Regions from separate parts of the Homo sapiens genome. Here regions 2 and 3 are each linked to region 1. Evidence: chromatin loops called from intact Hi-C (ENCODE). Cell type or tissue: GM12878. All regions are shown on one strand.

What was found. A loop is a pair of places that touch in the nucleus more often than their neighbours do. Peaks named below come from ENCODE experiments on the same cell type or tissue, not always from the same donor. Only the 100,000 strongest peaks of a DNase experiment are listed, where the experiment ranks them.
Region 2: it touches region 1 in a loop (2.7-fold over the local background); 2 of 110 quality-filtered maps call a loop at or near these places.
Region 3: it touches region 1 in a loop (2.6-fold over the local background); 3 of 110 quality-filtered maps call a loop at or near these places.

What each region holds. Positions count from the first base shown.
Region 1 is chr5:132,522,969-132,530,968 of GRCh38, forward strand. No RefSeq gene overlaps it. Among named protein-coding and RNA genes, the nearest start is that of IL5, 17 kb to the right of the region's middle. RefSeq lists an enhancer at 3,798-3,847. In GM12878, a CTCF peak has its summit at 3,978 (motif pointing right); DNase peaks (open chromatin) are centred at 2,483, 3,049, 3,283 and 3,953; H3K27ac peaks cover 2,224 bases.
Region 2 is chr5:132,750,149-132,758,148 of GRCh38, forward strand. CCNI2 (cyclin I family member 2) reads left to right here. Exons shown (of 6, transcript NM_001039780.4): 4 at 709-849; 5 at 1,818-2,048; 6 at 2,718-4,255. The coding sequence ends at 2,822. It overlaps SEPTIN8 (septin 8), which reads right to left. Exons shown (of 10, transcript NM_001098811.2): 10 at 671-2,033. The coding sequence ends at 1,868. Among named protein-coding and RNA genes, the nearest start is that of CCNI2, 6.7 kb to the left of the region's middle. RefSeq lists an enhancer at 1,493-1,702. In GM12878, CTCF peaks have their summits at 3,646 (motif pointing right) and 5,041; DNase peaks (open chromatin) are centred at 573 and 1,503; H3K27ac peaks cover 726 bases.
Region 3 is chr5:132,635,049-132,643,048 of GRCh38, forward strand. RAD50 (RAD50 double strand break repair protein) reads left to right here. Exons shown (of 25, transcript NM_005732.4): 22 at 2,067-2,152; 23 at 3,033-3,175; 24 at 5,624-5,757; 25 at 7,130-8,000. The coding sequence ends at 7,316. TH2LCRR (T helper type 2 locus control region associated RNA) reads right to left here. Exons shown (of 3, transcript NR_132125.1): 2 at 7,150-7,234; 3 at 3,000-3,217. Among named protein-coding and RNA genes, the nearest start is that of TH2LCRR, 17 kb to the right of the region's middle. RefSeq lists silencers at 715-915, 6,314-6,463 and enhancers at 1,085-1,134, 4,571-4,650, 5,752-7,147. In GM12878, no CTCF peak of the experiment used is centred here; DNase peaks (open chromatin) are centred at 1,023, 4,873 and 6,510; H3K27ac peaks cover 3,772 bases.

The DNA of each region.
Region 1 (8,000 bases):
TTGGCAAGGCCAAGGCTATGGAGCAACTGGAGCTCTCACGCATTACAGATGGAAATGCAAAATGGCAGTCCCTTTTTTTTTTTTTTTTTTTTTTTTTGAGATACAGTCTCACTTAGCCAGGCTGATCTTGGCTCACTGCAGCTGCCACTTCCCAGGCTCAAAGGATCCTCCAGCCTTAGTGTCCTGAGTAGCTGGGACCACAGGCATGAACCACCATGCCTGGCTAATTTTTGTATTTTTTTGTAGAGGCGGAGTTTTGCCGTATTGCCCAGGCTGGTCTTGAACTCTTGAGTTCAAAGTGGTGATCCACCTGCCTCGGCCTCCCAAAGTGCTGGGATTACAGGTGTGAGCCACCGCACCAGGCTGGCAGTCACGTTAGAAAACAATTTGGCAGTTTCTTATAAACATACACTTACTATGTGATCCAGCAGTCCTACTCCAGGTATTTATTTTAGAGAAATAAAAATATATGATAACACAAATACCTGTAAGAATGTGTATAGCAGCTCTATTCCTAATTGTCAAATACTGGAAGCAACCCAAATATCATTCAACCAATGGATAAACAAATTGTAATACATCCATGCATTGGAATACTACTCAGCAAAAAAGGAGCAAGCACACAATTTGGGAGACTTCCAAAGTCATTATGATGAGTAAAAAAGTCAGTCTCATTAATATGATATTCCTGAGAGAACAAAACTATATTCGTGGAAAACAGTTCAGTGGTTGTCGCGGTACTGGGTAGAGGGAAGTAGGACTACAAAGGGATAGCATGAGAGAGTTTTTTGGGTTAATGCAACTGCCCTGTATCTTGATTGTGGTGGTTACACAAATCTATACATTTGTAGAACTGTTCACCAAAGGATGTTATTTTTACTATATGTTAAAAATATAATAAACCAAATAAGGAATAAAGTTTTGATATATGCAACAACATGGATACGTCTCAAAATAATTATTCCAAGTCAATGAAGGCAGGCTGGCCGGGCACGGTGGCTCACGCCTGTAATCCCAGCACTTTGGGAGGCCGAGGCAGGCTAATCACCTGAGGTCAGGGGTTTGAGACCAGTCTAGACAACATGGCAAAACCCTGTCTCTACTAAAAATACAAAAATTAGCCAGGCATGGTGGCACGCGCCTGTAATCCTAGATACTCGGGAGGCTGAGGCAGGACAATTGCTTGAACCCGGGAGACAGAGGTTGCAGTGAGCCAACATTGCGCCACTGCACACCAGCCTGGGCAACAGAACAAGACTCTTAAAAAAAAAAAAGAAAAGAAAAGAAAAGAAAGAAAGAAAGAAACTAGACTATGATTCCATTTTTATAAAATTCTAGAAAATGCCAACTAATCTATAGTGACGGAAACGAGGTCAGTGATTGCCTGGGAAGAAGGGATTGCTGGAAGGCATGAGGACATTTTGGAGGTGATTAATGTGTTCAGTATCTTGATTGTTCTGATAGTTTCACAGGTGAATACACATTCTAAACTTATTGAATTGTACACTTTAGCATGCCCGGCTTTTCATATACTTTAGTAAAGCTGAAAGATAAAATACAATGGCTGCCCTCAAGGAATGCAGGATCCAGTGACAAGGAAACTAAACCAGAGTTACAGAAACTATGGGGACCCAAAGCAGAAATCTCTCTCCCCTACCCCAGCCCAACTCAGAAATCCTCCTGTGACTGGTTACAGCTGATGCTTTTTAACTTGCATCCACAGCCTGAGTGACAGAAATCACAAGATCAGCTCACGATAAAGCCAAGCACTGGAGAAAATTTCACTTTTTTCAGAATGTTCTTCATGCATTTCATCTTATGTCTTCCTGCGGTACCGCAGCCTACCATTCCCAGCATGTGACCTTGGGCAAGTTCCTTGGCCTCTCTAATTCCCACTTTCTTCATATGAAACATGGTGATATGGTTTGGCTCTGTGCCCCCACCCAAATCTCATCTTGAATTGTAATTCCCATAATCCTCACCTGTGGAGGGTGGAACCTGGTGGGAGGTGATTGGATCAGAGGGAGGTTTCCCCCATGCTGTTCTCGTGATAGTAAGTGAGTTCTCACGAGATCTGATGGTTTTATAAGGGGCTGTTCCAGTTTCGCCCATTTGCGGTCTCTCTGGTCTGCTGCCATGTAAGACGTGCCTTTGCTTCTCTCTTGGCTTCTTCCATGATTGTTTCTTGAGGCCTCCCCAGCCATGTGTAACTGTGAGTCAATTAAGCCTCTTTCCTTTATAAATTGTCCAGTCTTGGGTATGTCTTTATAGCAGTGTGAGAATGAACTAATACACATGGGTAATCCACATACCCAACTGCCAGGGTTGGTGTAAGGAGTGAAGGAATCATCTGTAACATAACAACAGATACCCAACTGACAGATAATACTTCTGGGAGGACTCAGTTTTATACCTTTATGAGTGTGAGTGTGTGTTTAGGATAACAGGCATGTAACACTCCTGATACTGAAAAAGAAAAGACAGAACTGAAACTCTGGGTCAGGAAACCACAGTCTTAAGTGAGATTGGGCACTTTTCCATCCCACTTACATCCTGAGATCAAGAGAAAACCCCATTCCAGTTTACAGATGGGGCCATGAGACACAAAGGGCTAACTGATGACAAACCTGGTACTCCTGACTCCTAGTCCAGTGCTCTGACAACAAGGGCAGATTTGGGGGACAAAGGCCATGGAGGAACCAAAAATGGGAGCTAGAAATTGAGTAGAGGAGGTAATTGGGTGAGAAACTCTAAAAAGCCATAGCAAGCCAGGCACAGTGGCTCTCGCCTGTAATCCCAACACTTTGGAAGGCCAAGGTGGGAGGATGGCTTGAAGCCAGGAGTTTGAGACCAGCCTGGGTAACATAGTGAGACCCTTCTACAAAAGCTAAAAAATTAGCCAGGTATAGTGGCACACACTTTTGTTCCCAGCTGCTTGGGAGGCTGAGGAAGGAGGATCACTTGAGTCTGGGAGGTGGAGGATGCGGTGAGCCATGCATCTGTTCACACTGCTGCACTCCAGCCTGGGAACAGAACAAGACCTCATCAAAAAAAAAAAAGAAGAAGAAGAAGAAGAAAAGAAAAGCCATAGTATTCTGCCCTCGAGGGGCAGGGTGAGAAGGCAGGTGGCAGTGAAGGAGCAGCATTCATTACATTCATTCCTCCCTCCATCCATTCATTCTGCTGCTGATATGCATGGATGCCTCCATAGGACAGCAGCGTGCTGGGATCTGAGGGTTCAGTAAGACAGGCCCCTTTCTCTGCAGAGCTCACACTGATGCAGGCCTGAAAGGTGAGGACATAAAAGTGGTGTTTTGACACAATTCCAATTCTGTCAGTGAGTTTGGCCCCAGCTTAGCCAGTCACCCTGTCTTGTTCTTGGTGCCCACTGGGCCAAATGCGAGGGTGAGGAGCAAGAAGCTGCGAGGTGTGGAGTGGTCTGGAGAAGGAGTAGAGGTGGAGGATGGGTGCTCTCCATCTCCTGTAGGCCTTCTGAGCTTAGGGTGTCTCCCACCTGCCCTATCTCCTTGTTGGGTGAGCTGGGGTTGACTCCCAGAAGTCAAAGGGCTCCTGCGCAGAAGGCAGAACTGGAGCAGAGGGCTTGGCTCCTCCCTGTACCCTGTGCGCCCAGTGTGGGGGCCTTGGGGGACCCAGACGGGGAAGGCTAGTGCACAGGTACTTCACCTCTGAGGTGGGGACAGAAGGGTTTTAGGATTAACATCTGCCGACCACCAGAGGCCGGTGTTGGGACATGCAGGTGACCCAGAAAACCGCCTCTGCCCGGGGACAGTACACAGAGCGTAGCCTCCCTCAACCCAGGCTTCTGTGTCACACAGGCTTCCTTTCCTTTTCTGATATGTCAAGCCTTAACCTCTTAGAACCTTGTGGGCAGGAGCAGCACTGGACAGCCGTGTGGCCAGCCAGGATCCTGCTCTAGGACTTTTTTTTTGGAAATACCTGCATCAGCCACTAGAGGGAGGTAGGAAGCTGAGATCTTGGGTCCATAGGTGAGCAATGAATTGTTACAAAAGGGCTACAGAAATTGCTCTGTGTATTAGAAATAAACTGCAATTGGGTGAAGAGAGAGGGGGAACTGGCAAGATGGCACAAAGCTGCAGACAGAATGGAAAGGGGGTGAAGAAGAAGAAGTTCTATCACTGTAGCGTGACCACAGGACTTCAAGAATAGGAGCACTAGCGCTCACTTTGAAGTTGCTTCTGCCACAGGCAGATCCGGGTGATGGTCAGCTTGGCTGTGTGAATGGGACTCAGTGGAAAGGACTGCCTTCTGTGGGGTGCAGAACAGGGGCATTACTTTTTGAATGTCCTGATGAGCCACACACAGATCTAACCATGCTGTATCAGGAGAGAGTCAGTGCTAGTCATGCACAGTCATGCACAAGGGAACTTGCAAACACCCTGGCAAAAGCTTTCCACTTGCACGTGAGCAAATAGGAGCTTGAGCCTGTCGTCCAGGTCTTAGGAGCCTGAGAGAGCCTGACTGATGTCTGTGTTACACAAGAGGGGTCTAGGGCCACGAGGCAGCAAGTTAGGAGGAAGAACGTGGGAATCCCAGGTCCAGGGAGCCCCCGCCACCTGCAAACAAAAAATAGGGAAGGAAGGCTTTCCCAGCAGAAGGTAAAATTTGGGTCTGGATTCTGAGGAGAGAGAAGCAGCTGCATAGAGGTGGGAGAAGAGAGAGATCAGATGCCCACTACAATGCCCTGCACTGTAGGATTCTGTCTTCTCCTCCAGCCCACCCTGCACCATTCACCCTGTATAACCATGTCACTCACCATGGAGCAATAGCATCCTAACTTGTTTCTCTGGTCGAACATTACAACCTAATCTGTGCCCACACAAAAGCTAGAGATCTTTTAAAAATGTAAGTTGCCGGGTGCAGTGGCACACACCTGTAATCCCAGCACTTTGGGAGGCCAACATAGGCAGATTGCTTGAGCCCAGAAGTTTGAGACCAGCCTAGGAAACATGGAGAAATCCCATCTCTACAAAAAATACAAAAATTAGCCTGGCGTGGTGGCACATGCCTATAGTGCCAGCTACCCAGGAGACTGAGATGGGAGGATCACCTGAGCCCAGGAGGTTGACGCTGCAGTGAGCTGTGATGGTGCCACTGCAATCCAGCCTGGATGACAGAGTGAGACCCTGTCTCAAAAAAAAAAGTAAGTCATCTGACCCTCCTCTGCTTTAAACCCTCAGGGACTTCCCATTACTAGAATGAAATGCAAAGTCCTTTCTCTGGCCTGCATGAGTCTGCATGAGCCCTCTCTTCCCTCCCTAGCCTCATCTCCTACCTCCCTGCTAATGTGCTCCAGCCATCTGTCTTCCTGCTGTTCTTCAACCACACCAACTTCATTCCTGCTACTATACTTTCACACTTGCTGTCCCTCTGTTTAACTATCGCCAGCCCCCAGGCTTTCACATAGATGGCTCCTTTTCATCATTTAGCTCTCAAATGTCACCTTGTCAGACATATAAAGTGGCCCTCTCTCCCTGGCACTTCCTGAATCTCCCTGGATCACGTTAGTCCCTAGCCCTTATCACATCCGACATGGCCTTTGCTTGTCCAGTGACTCTTCCTCTGCTATCATGTATGTTCCTGGAGGGCAGAACCTTGTCTGTCACCTTCACTATTAATCCTTAGTGCCTGGCATGGTGCCTGGCACATAGTGGTGCTCAATAAATATTTTTGGAAAGAATAAATCTTCAATCAATCCTATTCAGTAGGTTTGATGATCACTTCCAATCTATAGAAAGGAAAACTGACTCCTAGAAAGATTAATTAACTTGCCCAATGGCAGGTAGCAGTAGAAGCAGAACTTAAAACCAGGTAGCCTGACTTTAGCATCTTAACACTGGGTTGTTTTGCTTCTACTACTTGCACTGAAGGCACTTACCACAATTTATAGTTGTTTTATTTGTTTGTTGTCTGACCCTCCTAAATGTGTATGATGCTGCTAGAGCAGGGCTATGTCCTGCTCCCTGCTGTGCCACCAATACTTAGAACAGTGCCTGGCACATTGCAGCTGTGTGAGTATTTGCTGAGTGAATGAATAAACAACCAAATGAACAGACAAGTGAGGGATGACTGTGGAGGAATAGGGGGTGCCAGTGTGGCAGTTTCCCAGGCCCCAGCTGGATCCCAGTGCCCAGTCCAGCTGTACCCACGTAAAGGGATCTGCCAAGAGGTGGCTTTTCGCTGTTGCAGAAGGCATCTCTTGGGGCTGATGACGGTGAGTCTCTCATTCTTAACAGCAAGAGTCACCCTGCTCCATGAATCTTCAAATTTGGGGTCATTTCCCACCTAAAGGCAGAGATTTGGCCTATGTTCCCAACCACAGCTGAGAGTCCAACCTGCCCCTCGGGTGACACACATGGCTCTGGGTAGATCCGTGTATACTGCCTCGATTCTACTCATTACATTATGTCAGCACCTTTTTCAGCTTCTGAGAAACAGGAAGCATCATGATGTGTGGTGGGGCTTGAAGAAGATGATAAGAGACATAATCACATTTCTTTGGTTGGGGCACAGAGGGCTGGGGTTCCTGTTTGCTCTGACTCTAAAGTGTCACCTTTTCCCTTAAGCCAGAATGTTGGAGGATGAGGACTATTTAGACAACCTGCTTTCAAGGGGAAAGAAAAGAGCAGGGATCAGAGCCTTTAAAATTATTATTATGAAACATCATACATACAAAAAAATTACAATCTCTATGTATAGTTTAAAACATAACAAAAACCCATGTGTCCACCACCCAACTGAAGGGAACATTCCCTCTCCCCATGAAGGTGTCCCTCCAACAGCTTCCATGTCCCTCCCCACCAAAGGGAACCATTATCCTTATTTTTTTGGTTAATCATTTATTTGTTATTCTTGTTTTATTATATATATAAATATCCTCTAATTATATATGATTTCATTTTTCCTATTTTTGCCCTCTTTATAAATGGAATCATGTTGGATGTATTTATTTAATATTTGCTTTTACTGGTCAACAAAATGTTTTCAGACTCATCCATGTTGATACATATAACTGTAGTTTATTTATTTACTGTATTTACTTTACTATAATCTTCTAAATGAGTAAGCCATAATTTATTTATCTATTTTATTACTGATGGACATTTTGCAGATTTTTTTTTTTTTTTTTATGATATGGAGTTTTGTTCTTGTTGCCCAGGCTGGAGTGCAATGGTGCCGCCTCGGCTCACTGCAACCTCTGCTTCCTGTGTTCAAGTGATTCTCCTGCCTCAGCCTCCCGAGTAACTGGGATTACAGGCATGTGCCACCATGCCTAGCTAATTTTTTTTTTTTTTTGTATTTTTAGTAGAGACGGGCTTTCACCATGTTGGCCAGGCTGGTCTCGAACTCCTGACCTCAGGTGATCTGCCCACCTCGGCCTCCCAAAGTTCTGGAATTACAGGCGTGAGCCACTGCTCTTGGCCCATTTTGGGGGTTTTAAAAGTTTTAGTTGTTAAGAACATGCTGCAAAAAGTAAGTAAAACTAAAGAAATCTGAATAAGATATGGACTTTAGTTAACAATAATGCATCCATATTGATTCATTAATGTGACATGTATAGCATACTAATGTAAGATGTTAAGGACTGGGTGCTGTGGCTCACACCTGTAATCCCAGAACTTTGGGAGGCCGAGGTGGTGGATCATGAGATCAGGAGTTCGAGACCAGCCTGGCCAAGATGGTGAAACCCCATCTCTACTAAAAAATGAAAATACAAAAATTAACAGGGCACGGTGGCGGATGCCTGTAATCCCAGCTAGGTTGAGGCAAGAGAATTGCTTGAACCCGGGAGGCAGAGATTGCAGTGAGCTGAGATTGTGCCACCGCACTCTAGCCTGAGTGACAGAGGGACACTCCGTCTAAAAAAAAAAAAAAAAAAAAAGAAAGATGTTAAGAATAGGGAAAATTGGATATGGAGTACGTGGGAACTTTCTGTACTATCTTCCCCATTTTTCTGTAAA
Region 2 (8,000 bases), 230 kb after region 1:
CTGTTTATTAGAATAGAATTAATGCCCAAGTTGCTTTTGTCCAACTAAAAATCAAGTGACCCTTTTTCTGGAGGTTATAGTAATACTTCTGTTTATCTAAAAACATAGGATCAAGCCTTTAATGTACTTGGTACTCAAATGTTTACTCATAGACAAGCCTCATTAGTCCCTCTGTGGGAAAAGCCATAGTTTTTCCAGAACTGAACCACCTTCAATCAAGGTTGAAGGAAATGTGTTTGCAGTTGCGATGCTAAAAAACCCATAGGAGGTTTTATCAATGTGTCTGGTACAGACTAGGAAGCTCAAAAGCATAGTTTTTTTCTCTATGCCCAGTACCCACGGTAGGGATCAGGAATAGGGAGAGGCAGAACCCATGGCTCCTGGAAAGCTTGGGGTGAGTTCTTGCAGCTGAACAGGGGAGATGGCACAGCCCCAGCCTCCAAAGCACCTTTGGGTATGAGCTAGCATGCAGCTGGGGGATCAAGACCCGGTTTCAGAGGGGGACCATGTGATGTTCACTACATAACTACCTGAGGATTTGACAGATAGCCAAGATCTGGTTTAGTATTTCTTTCAGAAGCATTTTCTGTGGCAGGCCACAGGAAGACAACTCCACTAAGGTCATGAATGCCCAGTCCCCATGGGTAAGAAAACAAAAGCTACTATGACATGATGTAGGGCTTTGGCCTCTTTATTTTCTTTTTACAGTTTATTCCACAAGTAAAAGACTTCACAAAGCACTATGGCTCTGACTATTCCCCGAATGAGCTGCTGAGGATGGAGCTGGCTATTCTGGACAGACTGCACTGGGACCTCTATATTGGGACGCCGCTGGACTTCTTGACTATAGTGAGTAAGGAGGTGTTTACAGAGTCTACCCTAAACTCGTTTGTGCCTTTGGAACAGCTGTTTACAACATGGGATGGCAAAGCACAGGCGTGCACACGCCCTTGCACATGCACCACAGTGAGGTGACGCACAAGGCTCATGACATACGGAAGAGTGAAAAGGTATCTTAAATCCAACACAGTTCCACCAGACTCCCACTTCTAAAGGACATTAAATTAACTTTACAAAGATTTTTAGACGGCACTATTATGGTGAGTTTCTCTTTTAAATACACACTGCAAAAATATTTAACTTTCCATTCTATGAATACTGTACATAAATATCTGTCTGCTTTTGCTACACTTTACACACATTCACTTAGCTGTCTTTATTCACCTACACACAATCCTTATTGAAGCTTTAGACCATATTGATCTGGCACTTAAAAAAATATCATACATTAGTTTGTATTTGTTTTAGTTGGGGGAATGATGGTCATCCTTAAGGATATGATTCTGTTAGTAAGGCAAAATTATGCAATGTGGAAATCTCATGGGGTTTTGGTTTGTTATGAAGCATGAAGATTAAATTACTAAAGACTGTTTCATTACGAAAACTGGCCACCGTTGCCAAGTTGCAGAGTTTCGTCTTATGATAAGCAGATACAAGTAACTTTTCTGCTACCTTGGTCTTGAATAGTATGTTTCTATTTTTCAGAATGGAAACATTGTCATCTAGGTACTTTCCGCTCATAACGATGATGTCACAAAGCAGACTTTTTTTTTTTTTTGGTCCCGGAGTGGAAGCTCAGCTTGGCCACAGGATGGGCATTAAGCCTCAAGCCCCTTACGGAGCCATGGATAGGAATGAAAAGGGTTGGGCAACATTTGATGTTCCCTGATGGAAATTTAAATTGTTTGCACTTTTGATCATTGATATAGGAAAAGTATGGCGTTTTCTGTTCTAACATTAAAAACCATGGTCTCCAGTTCCATGCCCTGGTGGTCCTGAGCTGGCCCCATGTGTTGGAGCTGCTGCCTCAGAGGAATCCTTCCCTCCACGTCGCATCCCTGACCAGGCAGCTGCAGCACTGTATGGCGGGCCACCAGCTGCTGCAGTTCAAGGGCTCCACACTGGCCTTGGTCATCATCACCTTAGAGCTGGAGAGGCTCATGCCCGGCTGGTGTGCTCCTATATCTGATCTGCTAAAGAAAGCACAGGTAGACATCAACTTTGCCCCAGACCAGGCTCTGTGTTTTGCCCCTTTAGCTGACACACTCTGACCCCAAAGGGGTACCCTTTGCCCTTGTAGCCTCTGGAAAATGTTCTGGCCATAACCCTGGAAAGAGTCTGCCCAAAGGCTAGGCTTTCCACACTTGGTCACGCTCTATGCACTTGAGATGGGACATGTGTTCCCTTCACTGGACCAATGGGGGTGGTCTCTGAGAGTGAGAGAATCTTTATCTCAATGGGAGCCCTTGTAGCCAAGAGGACTGTGGGGAGTCAGGGGTATGTCTGGCTTAGGAGGAAGCAACCCTGAGCTTAATACTGAGGAGCATAAATTCTAAACTCCTTCACCTCTCCTTTGTATGAGTGTGTGGTACCAGGTACAGGGGTACCATGAGGCAAGCATTGTGGGGGCACAAGGAGGAGAGGGGTGTGTCAGAATCCCTCAGAACAGATAGGTTAGGATGGAATGCATAGTTAGACTAATGACAACTTTACTGAGGTTGGAAATGGATGTCCCTGAGATGGTAGGATTAGTGGTCCTTAGTTGGGTGGTTGGACCTTCCTGAACTTGCTTCATGCTAACATTTTGGCACTCAATTGCCAATTTCTTAGAATGTATGATGGTTCTGCTTGAAGATGGCCACTCTATTCTAATACAGGTTGGTGATATGCAGTACAGCTGCTGCAAGGAACTTGTAATGCAGCAACTGAGAAGTCTTCAGTCATCCTCCTGCACAGACAACTTTGTGTCACCTGCCAACTAGCCCCTCTGCCTCCACCCCGGGGCTTTCAGAGCATAGTGTGAAACCTCCTTGCTTGGACTACCATGAGTTCTTTGGCTTGTTATGAATCCTGTAAAAAGGGAAGGTGGCTCTGGAAGAGCAACTGAGAAAAAGTTCCCAACTGAGCCCTTGGAAAAAAAATAAAGGGGAGAGGGGAAAGGCAGGCTGAGGTCAGTAGAGGTCAGGGTGGTCTGATAGACTATGACCCTGTCTTCCCTTTTTCTCCTCTGGGCCTGAAGCCAGGGAGTATGAATGAATGTTCAAATGGCAGCTTGTTTTACCTTCCTTCTCCAGCAAGGGTTGGCATTGGCCCCTGGGAGCGCTGGAATATGAAACCAAGAGGCAGGCCTGGCTCAGGGCTGAAGGGCTGGGGCTAGCTCTGACCAGTTCTTGCTGCTCTACCTGCCAGAGCTGGCCAGGTCCTTCCAACTTCCCAGGCTTATCCCAAACACATATGTGGTGCTTCCAGTCCCAACTACCCTGCCTGCCACTCCTCACATGGGACAGTCTCTGCAGATGCATTTACCCAACCATGGCTATGACTTATGTCTTCCCTTTACAAGGACTGGATTATAAAGTATGCTTTGTTTAATGTAACTTGAGCAAGCTTTAGGCATATCTTTCCTTTGTTACTCTTAAGCAAAGTGGTTTCAGTTATTAGTTTAACTAGAGGGATTTTGTGCTAATGAATGGGTATTATAGGCTAACACCTGTGATGGGAGGCACAGCTCTGAATGCTTTCTGTTGGGATGAGCAGGTTCTGAGGCCAAGCCTGCTCCAACCACAGTGCTGCCAGGAGGAGGAGCCGGCTGCCTCTCTCATGCTGTGCTACCACAGAGCCATTCTCTAAGCAGGGGAGTGCAGCTGACAAAGATGCCAGCTGGGGCTGTGTAAGTTGTGTTGGGGGCATGAATGACTGAGCCACACATTCAGAGGTGGTTTGTGAAGTCTTCCACTGTGAACTATGGTTTTTTTTTTTTTTTTTTTTTTTTGGTGTGTTTGTGTAAATGTGCTAAGCCATGGGGTGGGAGGGGAAAGATTTACTAGGTGCAAAGTGGTCAAGGGCCAGATATACTATAATTGTCTATATTATAGAGTTAGTATACATCTGTATTTTTTCTTGACACACTTTTGCTTGTTGGTGCTTTCGTTAAAATTACACTTTAATTGCTTCCGATCCTGTATGAGTCTTATTTTGAGCTACCATGCATTTAGCCTTGCGAGAGTCAGATACATTTGGAACACTATCTCCTAGGTCATATCAAGAACTCTCCTCTAGTCCAGAACCCATTTTACAGATGGAGATGCTGAGGCCATGCTGCTCACAGCTTCCAGTGGTGGCCGTTGAGTGCCCTCTGCCTCCTTCCTTCCAGTGTAAGTGGGACCACAGTGCATGAGGCAGAAGGACATCCTGAGGGCCCATACCAGTTTAGGCATCCCAGGCTTTAGGGGAACTGCTGGAAGACATCTGCTGCTTAACCAGGTGGCTATGGATGTGAGCTGGATTCTGAGAGCTGATCCAACTCAAACCTCTTGGAGAAAGCAGAGGGTAGACATGTGAGTCCTAGGACTGGGGTAAGAGACAACCTTCTGCTCTGGCTTTCTATAAATGATAGAACTCTTCTATAGGGAAGCTCACTTTTGTATTGCCGAAGTCCCACTCGTGGATTTTTAAAAATCTTATGTGCTTTTCAAGCTTGCCGTGGGGCCCCAGGTCCCATCCTACTTCCCTCTAATATTCTTTTCTGACATTAGGAACTCCTATCCCACCTCAACTCAGAGATTGGGAAACATTTCTCAGGGAGAAATATGGATACAATCTATTTTCCTTTTGACCCCAGCTATTGAAAGGCAGGGATTGGTGAAGGAATGAGGCTGAAGAAAATGGAGATGGAAAAAGCTCAGAGGCAGATGCTATGGCAGAAAGAAAGGTAGGTGGGCTCAGGGAGGAACAGGGCAGGGGGAGCATCATAGACCTGTCTTAAACTTGTCCAAACAGTACTTCCCTGAAATGAATGAGCCAAGTCATTTGATGATGTTTCCACCACCTAGGAGGCCCTCCTCCCCCTGGCTTCCTGGAGAGTCTCTGTCCTTCAAAGCTTGGTGAATACTTTACTTTGCCTCCCTGCTGCCTGCACAAGTAGAGCTGAGCTATGCCTGCATTAGGGATGTGTTCATACCACTCTCCCTGCAGGGGTCCCCATTTTCTCATTTTGGTCTTCCCAAACCTACCTAGTGCTCAATGGAGAAAGCTCCTTAAAAAACAAACCCACATACTTTTTATCACTTCTTTTCACCAGTCTGCTCTTCCTCAGCCACTTTTGCCTGTCCCCTAGGGCTTTCTACCTCTAAAAAACAGTCTCAGGTCCACCAGCCCACACCATCAGGCTGTGTACTTTAACACTAGCCACACTTTCACTACTCTTCCATCATTCCATTGAGATGCCAAGGAGCAGGTGTAGCTCAGGATTTAAGGGTACAGACTACCAGCGTTCAAATCTCAACTTCTCCAGTTACTTGCCATGTAACCTTGGGTAATTACTTAAACCTCTGTGCTTCAGCTATAAAATGGGGATGAATGGTCCCTAATCATAGGATTAGGATGAGGATTAGAGGAGTTAATGCATGTAATATGGTTCCGAGCAGTCCTGGCACTCGAATATTAGTAGTCCCGTGGCAAGCCTTTGTGTTAAGGAGGAACACTCCTCAAGGGCAGGTGCCCCTTTTCTCATGTCCTGCACCCAGTTAACCAATAAAGATTCATGGACCACAGGCTGCCCCTTTACCTTCCTGTAACTTTCCTGTGACTCTTCCCTCCATCCCCCACCTATGCAAGAGCCTTTCACAGATGTCTGTAGCAGGGTTTCCTATTAAAACAATTCCTACAGAAGTAGATCAACCTCCACAAAATTCAAAGAACAGACAAGCTGTATTTTACCACAGTTGTAGCAGATTAATGGGCTCAGGAAACGTTAAATCAGAAAAGCTACTGCCCAAAAAAGACACCACAAAAACTCAAAATAAATGCAAAATTTAATGAAAAAAATAAGTACAAAGTGAATGGAAAAGAACAAAAACAGTCAATGAATGCAGGAGTAAATGAATTAACACGTGAAGCAATTTTAGAAAAGCATGTTAACGTAACAGACTAGCAAGCCACACTTCCTCAGGCCTCGTATCCATGAGCCCCACTTAACAGGGAGCCCACATTTACACATACACAAACATATGCAGTCAGTAATGCACAATTACAAACCACCTAGATCAGGGTACCCACAACTAGAAAGAACATATTTCCACATCGGCCTGGGACAGGTCTGGTTTATGCCTTTTGATCTGGTGTAATTAATAGCATCCCCTTTCTCTCTCAATAGTCCCAATTTGGGCAACGAATTATATGGTGATTCTTCTACCTCAAACAAACATGGTTTATGATAAAGACATGATAGTAAATGCCAACATGATCCTGTAAGACAGCCCTAATAAAGCCAACAAATGACAATGAGAAAAAGAGGGGTAAATGAGACTCTGCAGACAGGGTCACATTCTATGGGGGCTAACTTACTAAACAGTGGCAAGTTTTAAGCTCACTTTATGCACCAAGGTTTAATTTGGTCTCAGCTAAAGAAGACAAAATTCCAAACACAAACAGCAGGGGAGAGGTGCAGTGAGGCTTGCTGGAGGGACCTGTGGAGGCAGCTCAGACCAGAAAACACAAGTCTGTCAAGTGTCCTGAAGATCCTGGGAAGGCTTAGGCCCGCAGGCAGCCAGCCACGAGTATGGCCTTTCAGTATGCCTGGGGTGCGACCCGCAGGCCACAATGGACGAATGGCCAAGTCTGCATACTCCAGAGTCCTAGGTTGGCCCATGAACCAGGAATTCTCATTTCTTATGTATCCAATGAACCTGCTGGGTCACCAGGCCTCATCTTCATAAATATGTTAGCTGAGAGAGGCTATCTTAAAGGTCATGCTCTGACCCAACTGCATACACTTTCAGACATAAAATTACCCTAGAGATGAGCCATTGGCAGCCCACATTTGCCCTGGATATGCCAGTTTACCTTTTTAGATACCCTCACTGAAGCATCAGTTTTCAATTGCAACCAGATACGGACTTATTGTGACGCTAAGGAAGCTTAATCTTCAGGGCCCCTTCCAAGACCCTGTACCTAATTTTATATTAACATTGTTTTTCTTAAAGAAGTCTTTCTAAATAATTCAAGCTTTCAGCCCCATAAAATTTAGATCCACCCCTGGTCATAGCATAAAAAGTTGAATTGTCACTAGAACCTGCTCTGCTGCTGGAGCATGGAGCCCCTCACAGGTAAAGGCTGCCTCTTCCTGGCCGTGCCTCGGTGGACACACACAGCTCACCCCTCCACTTCTCCCTGAGCAGAACATCATCTCAGGAAGGCAGGAGGAAGCCAGGACTTGGTCCTGGAAATCAATAATGCAAGCCAGACAGAAAGGGGGAAATGGTCATGAGAAGGAAGACAGGGGCATGAAAAGCAAACTACCAATTCCACAATAAATTAGCACGTCTTCCTGAGGCTTCCAGCCAGGGAGTAGGCTAGACTGTGAGCTCCTTGAGGGGAGCGTTGTGCATTCCTCTGGGTAGCTCCAGTGCCCAGCACGGTGCTTCAACATTAAAACTACCCTTCCTTTCATTTAGTCATTTTACATCTCCCATTTTACCAGGCCGTATTCTCAACACTGACATTCTTGGTGGCTTGTAAACCAACAGGAGCATAGAAGAGTCAAAGCTGCTAGTACTTCCTTAAAATGTTCCCCTTTAGAGTGCAGCTGAAGGGGAAAGCTCCTTTGCCGCTCATTTTTCCCTAATTGTCTATATACATCAGACACCTTCATCTCTTCACCCTGTGACCCAGCCAGGAAAGAAGCAATGACTTTGAGGTAACAACCTTTTTCCCACTGAGTACTCTTTACATTTGGAATATGCAGGATTTGCTTGGGAGTCTTAATTGGAGTCAAACACTTAACACACACACATGGAGTTGGTCCCTGTCTACAGGTAGCACCTCTGGGGCACAGACAACAGCTTTGGGCTGCTGTTCCATTTACATTCACAGTAAAAACGCTGGACATGGTCTTGTTCATGTTCCAATTCCATCCATAAAGAAATGCCAAACACTGTCAT
Region 3 (8,000 bases), 110 kb after region 1:
AAGATTTGATAACATTCCCTCATAAAACTGAGTCTGGTGGCTTTAAAAGATGGAATTTTGACTGCCTTTTCAATTTTAACTGTCATATTCAAGGGCTGTTAATATCCTAGCCACTTTTCTCTGATCTTGAACAAGTCACTGATTTCATTGAATCTTAGTTTTGTTAATGGTAAATAGAGATAACAGTATCTAATTCCCAGTATTGTCGTAAGGATTAAATGAAATTGATTATTTAGCATAGTTTTGTCTCGCATATGGTAAATGGTCATCAATAATAATCATTATTATCATTGTTATTCCCTTATGTAGATTACTGTAGCGACCTTAGTCATCCCCATCTCTTACACAGTACAGCTGTAAATTCCATAGTAGACAGAGAGGATACGAAGATGAGTTAATGGTCCGTCCCACAGTGGTAGTCATCAACTCCATCCGACACACTCTTTGGTGGGTTGAGACCTCTCCCTGAACTAGATCTTTTTCCCGCAGTGCTGTGTCTCAGCAGACCTGGCCATGGGACAGGATGCACCACCTGTGTTGTATAAGGGAGCCAAGGCAGACTGCACGTGTGCGCCTTGGCCACCCCTGCCTTGTCTGGAGCTTGTTCTCCACATTAGAATGCTTATGTTAGTTTTTGAAGATTTTTAACTTGAATGGAAAGATAACTTTTTTTTAATGTCATTTGAAAAATCAGGATCATGATATATAAGCTATGGAAAGGCAGTCTTTACATGATTGGTCTAACATTCCATCAGTTTTGTTTTGTTTTTAGGAAATACTTAGATGTTTTGTCTCCTTTTGAAAGGAGCATAAAATGTTAGGCTGAGATAAATGTATAAGGTAGAAAATGGAGACTTGTTGCATTCTCATCAACAAGCAGAATATGGTTTTTTCCAGTCTTCTACTACTTCACAGTCCTTCATCTGATATTTAAAATGTATTTATGTTGAGTCATTTCTTTCTCTCTTGCTGGTGAACCAGAAGATCACGAAATGATTCTACAGAGGCAGTAGCATTATATTCAGTTTCTTTTTTTGTATGCATCAGATAAGAGGCCTGCAAATGGAAGTAAGTCGCCTCACATCCTCACATCCTTTGTATGATGATCGCAGTAATGTTTGCCTTTTTACCACTGGTGCAACATTTATTAGTTCATAAACCCGCTTCCAAAGAACCTAAGGGCTTTTTGATGAAAGGTGACTGTGGTGGGAACAATGTTAGGTTTTGACAGGCTACTTTTGCTTTTACAAACATTTCTCCTCTTTGTTTTTAGTGTTTAGAAACTACTACCTTAAAAGAGAGTTGAGGACAGGGACATGTCTGGACTAAGTGGAATTTAGTGCTTAGAGTTAGGATTTGGAATATAAATATGGAAGTTAATATTTAGAATTAGGATTTCTGAATCTGTGAAGGAAAGGTAAAATAAAATTTTGATGTCAGTTCAGCTTAAGCTTCTAAATCATTCTCGCTGAACCAAAGCTTCCAGTTGGTAAAAATCTAAGATCTGAGGAATAAAACCAACATAAGAAGCTGACTTTTGGTAAGCCTTAACAGTGATAGAAGAGGGACAAGGTGGCAGTTCGATTCTCCTATTTTCCCCATAGACTGCAGGCCCCTTGGCTAACCGTAAACCTTCTACCCTTTAACTCCCTGTCGTCCATTCAGCAGGCCTTCCTGTGACCCGTGAGTATCAGTGGAAGCATTCCCTCCAATAAGTTACCACGGCCTAAGAAAAAAGTCTAAAAAATTATGTTTCCTGAAGTTTTCACAGTATTTAAGTATTTACGTAAAGGAGTATTTGTTGTATCCTAGAGAGTGAATATGGAGAAGGGTACCCCTGGAGCACTAGAAATAAGCCTGCCAATTTTCAGTATTAGCCAAGCAGCAAAGTTTTGCTGCTGTTTATTTTTGTAGCTCTTACTATATTCTACTTTTACCATTGAAAATATTGAGGAAGTTATTTATATTTCTATTTTTTATATATTATATATTTTATGTATTTTAATATTACTATTACACATAATTATTTTTTATATATATGAAGTACCAATGACTTCCTTTTCCAGAGCAATAATGAAATTTCACAGTATGAAAATGGAAGAAATCAATAAAATTATACGTGACCTGTGGCGAAGTACCTATCGTGGACAAGGTGAGTACCATGGTGTATCACAAATGCTCTTTCCAAAGCCCTCTCCGCAGCTCTTCCCCTTATGACCTCTCATCATGCCAGCATTACCTCCCTGGACCCCTTTCTAAGCATGTCTTTGAGATTTTCTAAGAATTCTTATCTTGGCAACATCTTGTAGCAAGAAAATGTAAAGTTTTCTGTTCCAGAGCCTAACAGGACTTACATATTTGACTGCAGTAGGCATTATATTTAGCTGATGACATAATAGGTTCTGTCATAGTGTAGATAGGGATAAGCCAAAATGCAATAAGAAAAACCATCCAGAGGAAACTCTTTTTTTTTTCTTTTTCTTTTTTTTTTTTCCAGATGGAGTCTCGCACTTCTCTGTCACCCGGGCTGGAGCGCAGTGGTGCAATCTTGGCTCACTGCAACCTCCACCTCCTGGGTTCAGGTGATTCTCCCACCTCAGCCTCCCGAGTAGTAGCTGGAATTACAGGTGCGCGCTCCCACACCTGGCTAATTTTTTGTATTCTTAGTAGAGATGGGGTTTCACCATGTTGGCCAGGCTGGTCTCAAACTCCTGCCCTCAGGTGATCTGCCCACCTTGGCCTCCCAGTGTTGGGTTTACAGGCGTGAGCCACCGCGCCTGGCCTGGAGGAAACTCTTAACAGGGAAACTAAGAAAGAGTTGAGGCTGAGGAACTGGGGCATCTGGGTTGCTTCTGGCCAGACCACCAGGCTCTTGAATCCTCCCAGCCAGAGAAAGAGTTTCCACACCAGCCATTGTTTTCCTCTGGTAATGTCAGCCTCATCTGTTGTTCCTAGGCTTACTTGATATGTTTGTAAATGACAAAAGGCTACAGAGCATAGGTTCCTCTAAAATATTCTTCTTCCTGTGTCAGATATTGAATACATAGAAATACGGTCTGATGCCGATGAAAATGTATCAGCTTCTGATAAAAGGCGGAATTATAACTACCGAGTGGTGATGCTGAAGGGAGACACAGCCTTGGATATGCGAGGACGATGCAGTGCTGGACAAAAGGCAGGTATCTCAAAAGCCTGGGGAGCCAACTCACCCAAGTAACTGAAAGAGAGAAACAAACATCAGTGCAGTGGAAGCACCCAAGGCTACACCTGAATGGTGGGAAGCTCTTTGCTGCTATATAAAATGAATCAGGCTCAGCTACTATTATTACACTCTCCTGAAGCTAACCAACATTTCCTGCAACATTATGTAGACTTTTAAAAGAAGGGCCTGAAGCATTCTCACAGGATAGGCTAAATGTAGAACAAGAAGCTGAAGACCCGTTAGAGTTTTCATGGCACTCCTTATCAGAATAAGGTCACTGTCTCATCAGTTATAAGACATACCACTATTTTATGTGCCAGCAGGAATGAAAAAATGCAATTATAACCATAAGATGTTTCAGAATCAATGACATAATAGTATTGCAAACCAGATTCTAGCTTAAGCTAGAATGAATATTCCAGTATAGTAAGGAGTCTCATTAAGAAAGTAGCCCCTCATAGAACTAAGTCCCTACCACAGCATACACAAAGACTTAGCTGCTGGGTCAGGCCATCTGGCTTCAGGTAAGGCTCTGTGAGGACAGCCTACATTGGAAATCAGGAAGAGGAATGAAGTTTTAAAGAATCAGGAATATGGCATCCTTGGGGAACAAGGCTGGATCCTTCACTGTGCACAGGTTTGTAACAAAGATGTCACAGATACTTGAGCTTTCTGCTTTCAGATCAAGGCAGAAGATTACACTTGATAACACCTCTAGGCCCTTGACTTTTTTTAAATAAAATTCTAAAATCATAGAAATAGATGCTTACATTATCTAACTCATTTTCATAGTTTGCAGTTTTTGCTTAAAGAACATGCCATGCAGCTGGGCATGGTGTCTCACACCTGTAATCGCAGCACTTTGGAAGGCCGAGGCGGGCAGATCACCTGAGGTCAGGAGTTCGAGACCAGCCTAACATGGTGAAACTCCGTCTCTATTAAAAATACAAAAATTAGCTGGGCATGGTAGCATGTGCCTGTAATCCCAGCTACTCGGGAGGCTGAGGCAGGAGAATTGCTTGAACCTGGGAGGCGGAGGTTGCAGTGAGCCGAGATCGTGCCATTGCACTCCAGCCCAGGCAACAAGAGCGAAACTCCGTCTCAAAAAAAAAAAAAAAAAAGAACATGCCATGCATATATGTATTATGTTGTCAGCCTAGACAGCTGATCCCAATTTAAAGCATCTGCAGATTACTGTCTAAATCATAGTCTACAAAAATGACAAACTTGTGATCTGTAATCAGTATCCCTACGTGCTTTGATGATTTTTAGTGGTAATTATAAATGAGAAAATACAGAGTTTGAAACATGGTCTCTTTGAATTAAAAATACTTTCAAAAATATCTTGAGGAAAAAGATTTTTTGTAGCTATTCTGAGTTATGAAAATTAATTAGCAATAATTGTCTCCTTGGTGTGAGGGGAGAGAACAAATAATGGAGGTGGGCCTCCAGCCTACCTAACACTGGCTTTTGCTGAGGCTCTAGCAGCCAGCCAGGGGCTCTGCATGTGAGTGGGTGGTGGTAGAGTTGACAGCAGTTTGGATTCAAAGACAGGAAGGAAATGCCTGTCCCTCACAGGGCCAAGCTGTGGCCCTGTCTTCTGGCTTGCCTAGGCATTAAAGAAAAGACATAAACTATTCTAAAATTACCAACTCACTGATGTGTGCGCACCCACCCACAAACTGAGGGGGAAAGGGGACTTACAGCTCACACCAGAGTAGTTTATACTTCCTAGAATAGCCCTACTCTCTCAATTCTGTGTGTCTTGTATCCTCAGATGGTTTCAGTGGGTCTGAGGGTTTTAGTATTAGGTTTCTAGTAACCACGAAAATGCCTAACAGTTCCAGTTACTTGGATTTTCTACAGGTAAGCTTAACTGAAACCACATTTCTATACTCCTGATACTTTGACCTAGGATTTTCTTTTTTATTCTCTCAGTCTCAGGATTATACACAAGAATATGGAAATTTAAAGGTAGCAGAGAAAAAGTGAGAGGCTCTAGAAAACGTGTCGAAGTTTTCTAACAGATCCCATTATCAGGCAAATAGCCAGGTCAAGAATTTTTAAGGTTGCTCATCTTACAGGATTATTAAAATTACAGATAAATGGCATTGTCTCTGTTTCTAGCCTTTGGTCTCAAGTTGGTTGTAGCTGATGTAATTTTTTATGTGAGAGCATCAGCGTTGTTCTGAGCATTTTGTTTTGTGGTGAATGATAGGCTGAGATCATGCAGGTTCTCCTTCTGGAGGACATAAGAATCTGGTCCCAGTGCTGGGCTCTCCCAGAGGGCAGTGCTTTACCTAACAGTGAACCTGTGACGTTTCCCACTTTTCCCTGCTGAAAAGATCATGTCAGGACTGCTTGCCTGCCATGAGATGAGAAGGTCTGTGCTGGGCTTCTCACATAGGGGCTTTTTTCCAGGTATTAGCCTCACTCATCATTCGCCTGGCCCTGGCTGAAACGTTCTGCCTCAACTGTGGCATCATTGCCTTGGATGAGCCAACAACAAATCTTGACCGAGAAAACATTGAATCTCTTGCACATGCTCTGGTTGAGTAAGTATCTCTTGCACATGCTCTGGTTGAGTAAGTATCTCACATTTGGGGACAGGTTGTGATAGTTCTTCAAAACCAAGAGAGTTCTGTGATGAAAACGTTCTCTAGCTGTGTTCCCCACTTCTTGGGGAAGCCAGTTGGTGCCAGGCCCTGGGCTTTACCTTTTGATAGTAATTCTTCAGATCCCTCCTAAAGGAACTAGATGGTGAACAGCAGCCCCAGACACATCCTGCAGCTCCCCAAGTGTGTTCACAGGGAGAGAGTCACTGTGAGGGGTTCCTGGCCTGGTTTTCCTGTAAACCTACCAGAGGAACCCACATGTCATGCACAGCAATTAGCATGCCCTGCTAAGACATCTGCAGGTAGTGGTAGTGGGTTTAGGACTGTCTCCCCAGCTTTCCACATGTGTCAGAGAACTGTGAGGAATGACAGAGCTCTTACTCAAAAAGCTTATTTGAGATTAGGTAAAGTCCAGTGAGGGTAAAATTGCACACCTTTTACCACATTCACCTGGGGTCAGTGTAGACGCCAAGGTTGTCAAGCAGCTCTTGCATAAGGACTATGCTGGCAGAGAAAAAGGCAGTTTCCCTGAGGTCAAAGGAGGTGTTTCAGGCACTCCTGGCTCCAGACAGTCCCTTTCTGGCAGAGAGGGCCAGAAGGAGAGCTCAGCAGCGCAGGGCCACCTTTCTGCAGCCATCATCACAAGTAAGGGCGAGTGCTTTTGAAACCTCAAATGCATCCAGCTCCAGGAAGGGGATAAGTGGCTAGCTAAAAGAAAAAGTCTTTCAGGTTTCAGTCACATTGCTGGTTACCTCAGCAAAATGTTCCCAGAACACCCACTCAGGTCCCTGTGTGTCATAGTAATGATGCATCTAGTGACTGGTGGTGGCAGAATTCTAAGTAGACCCAGCTCTTAAGAAAGCAGTGTTATTCCCCTTACCTGTAGTTTGTCTTTATTACTTTTAAATTTTTCTTCCAGAGAAAAGTAGTAACAGGTCAGGAAAATCCCAGGCGAAGGAGTAAGCCTTCTATAGTTGAACAGTTTGGATATTAAGGAAAACTCAATAAAATATTTATACCTGCTTTAGTGAGAACTTCTGATCTGGAAGAAACTAGTTCTTGTATTCCTGTGAGTCCCTAAGCCAGACCTAAGTGAGGAGTCAGGCCATGTGTCCCTACTGTCTGGAGAGGAGAAGAGACTCCTGCCTGGCTGGCCTGAAGGCCTGGGGCCACCCCTCCACTTCCTGCAGGGTAGCTGGGGCCCTGACACACAGCACAAGTTCATGTGTCTGACAAGGTTTGCGGTGACTTTTCAAATCAAAGAAGGGGTTATGCTCTTTACTAATAATATGTTCTGAATATATTGTTGCAGGATAATAAAAAGTCGCTCACAGCAGCGTAACTTCCAGCTTCTGGTAATCACTCATGATGAAGATTTTGTGGAGCTTTTAGGACGTTCTGAATATGTGGAGAAATTCTACAGGATTAAAAAGAACATCGATCAGTGCTCAGAGATTGTGAAATGCAGTGTTAGCTCCCTGGGATTCAATGTTCATTAAAAATATCCAAGATTTAAATGCCATAGAAATGTAGGTCCTCAGAAAGTGTATAATAAGAAACTTATTTCTCATATCAACTTAGTCAATAAGAAAATATATTCTTTCAAAGGAACATTGTGTCTAGGATTTTGGATGTTGAGAGGTTCTAAAATCATGAAACTTGTTTCACTGAAAATTGGACAGATTGCCTGTTTCTGATTTGCTGCTCTTCATCCCATTCCAGGCAGCCTCTGTCAGGCCTTCAGGGTTCAGCAGTACAGCCGAGACTCGACTCTGTGCCTCCCTCCCCAGTGCAAATGCATGCTTCTTCTCAAAGCACTGTTGAGAAGGAGATAATTACTGCCTTGAAAATTTATGGTTTTGGTATTTTTTTAAATCATAGTTAAATGTTACCTCTGAATTTACTTCCTTGCATGTGGTTTGAAAAACTGAGTATTAATATCTGAGGATGACCAGAAATGGTGAGATGTATGTTTGGCTCTGCTTTTAACTTTATAAATCCAGTGACCTCTCTCTCTGGGACTTGGTTTCCCCAACTAAAATTTGAAGTAGTTGAATGGGGTCTCAAAGTTTGACAGGAACCTTAAGTAATCATCTAAGTCAGTACCCACCACCTTCTTCTCCTACATATCCCTTCCAGATGGTCATCCAGACTCAGAGCTCTCTCTACAGAGAGGAAATTCT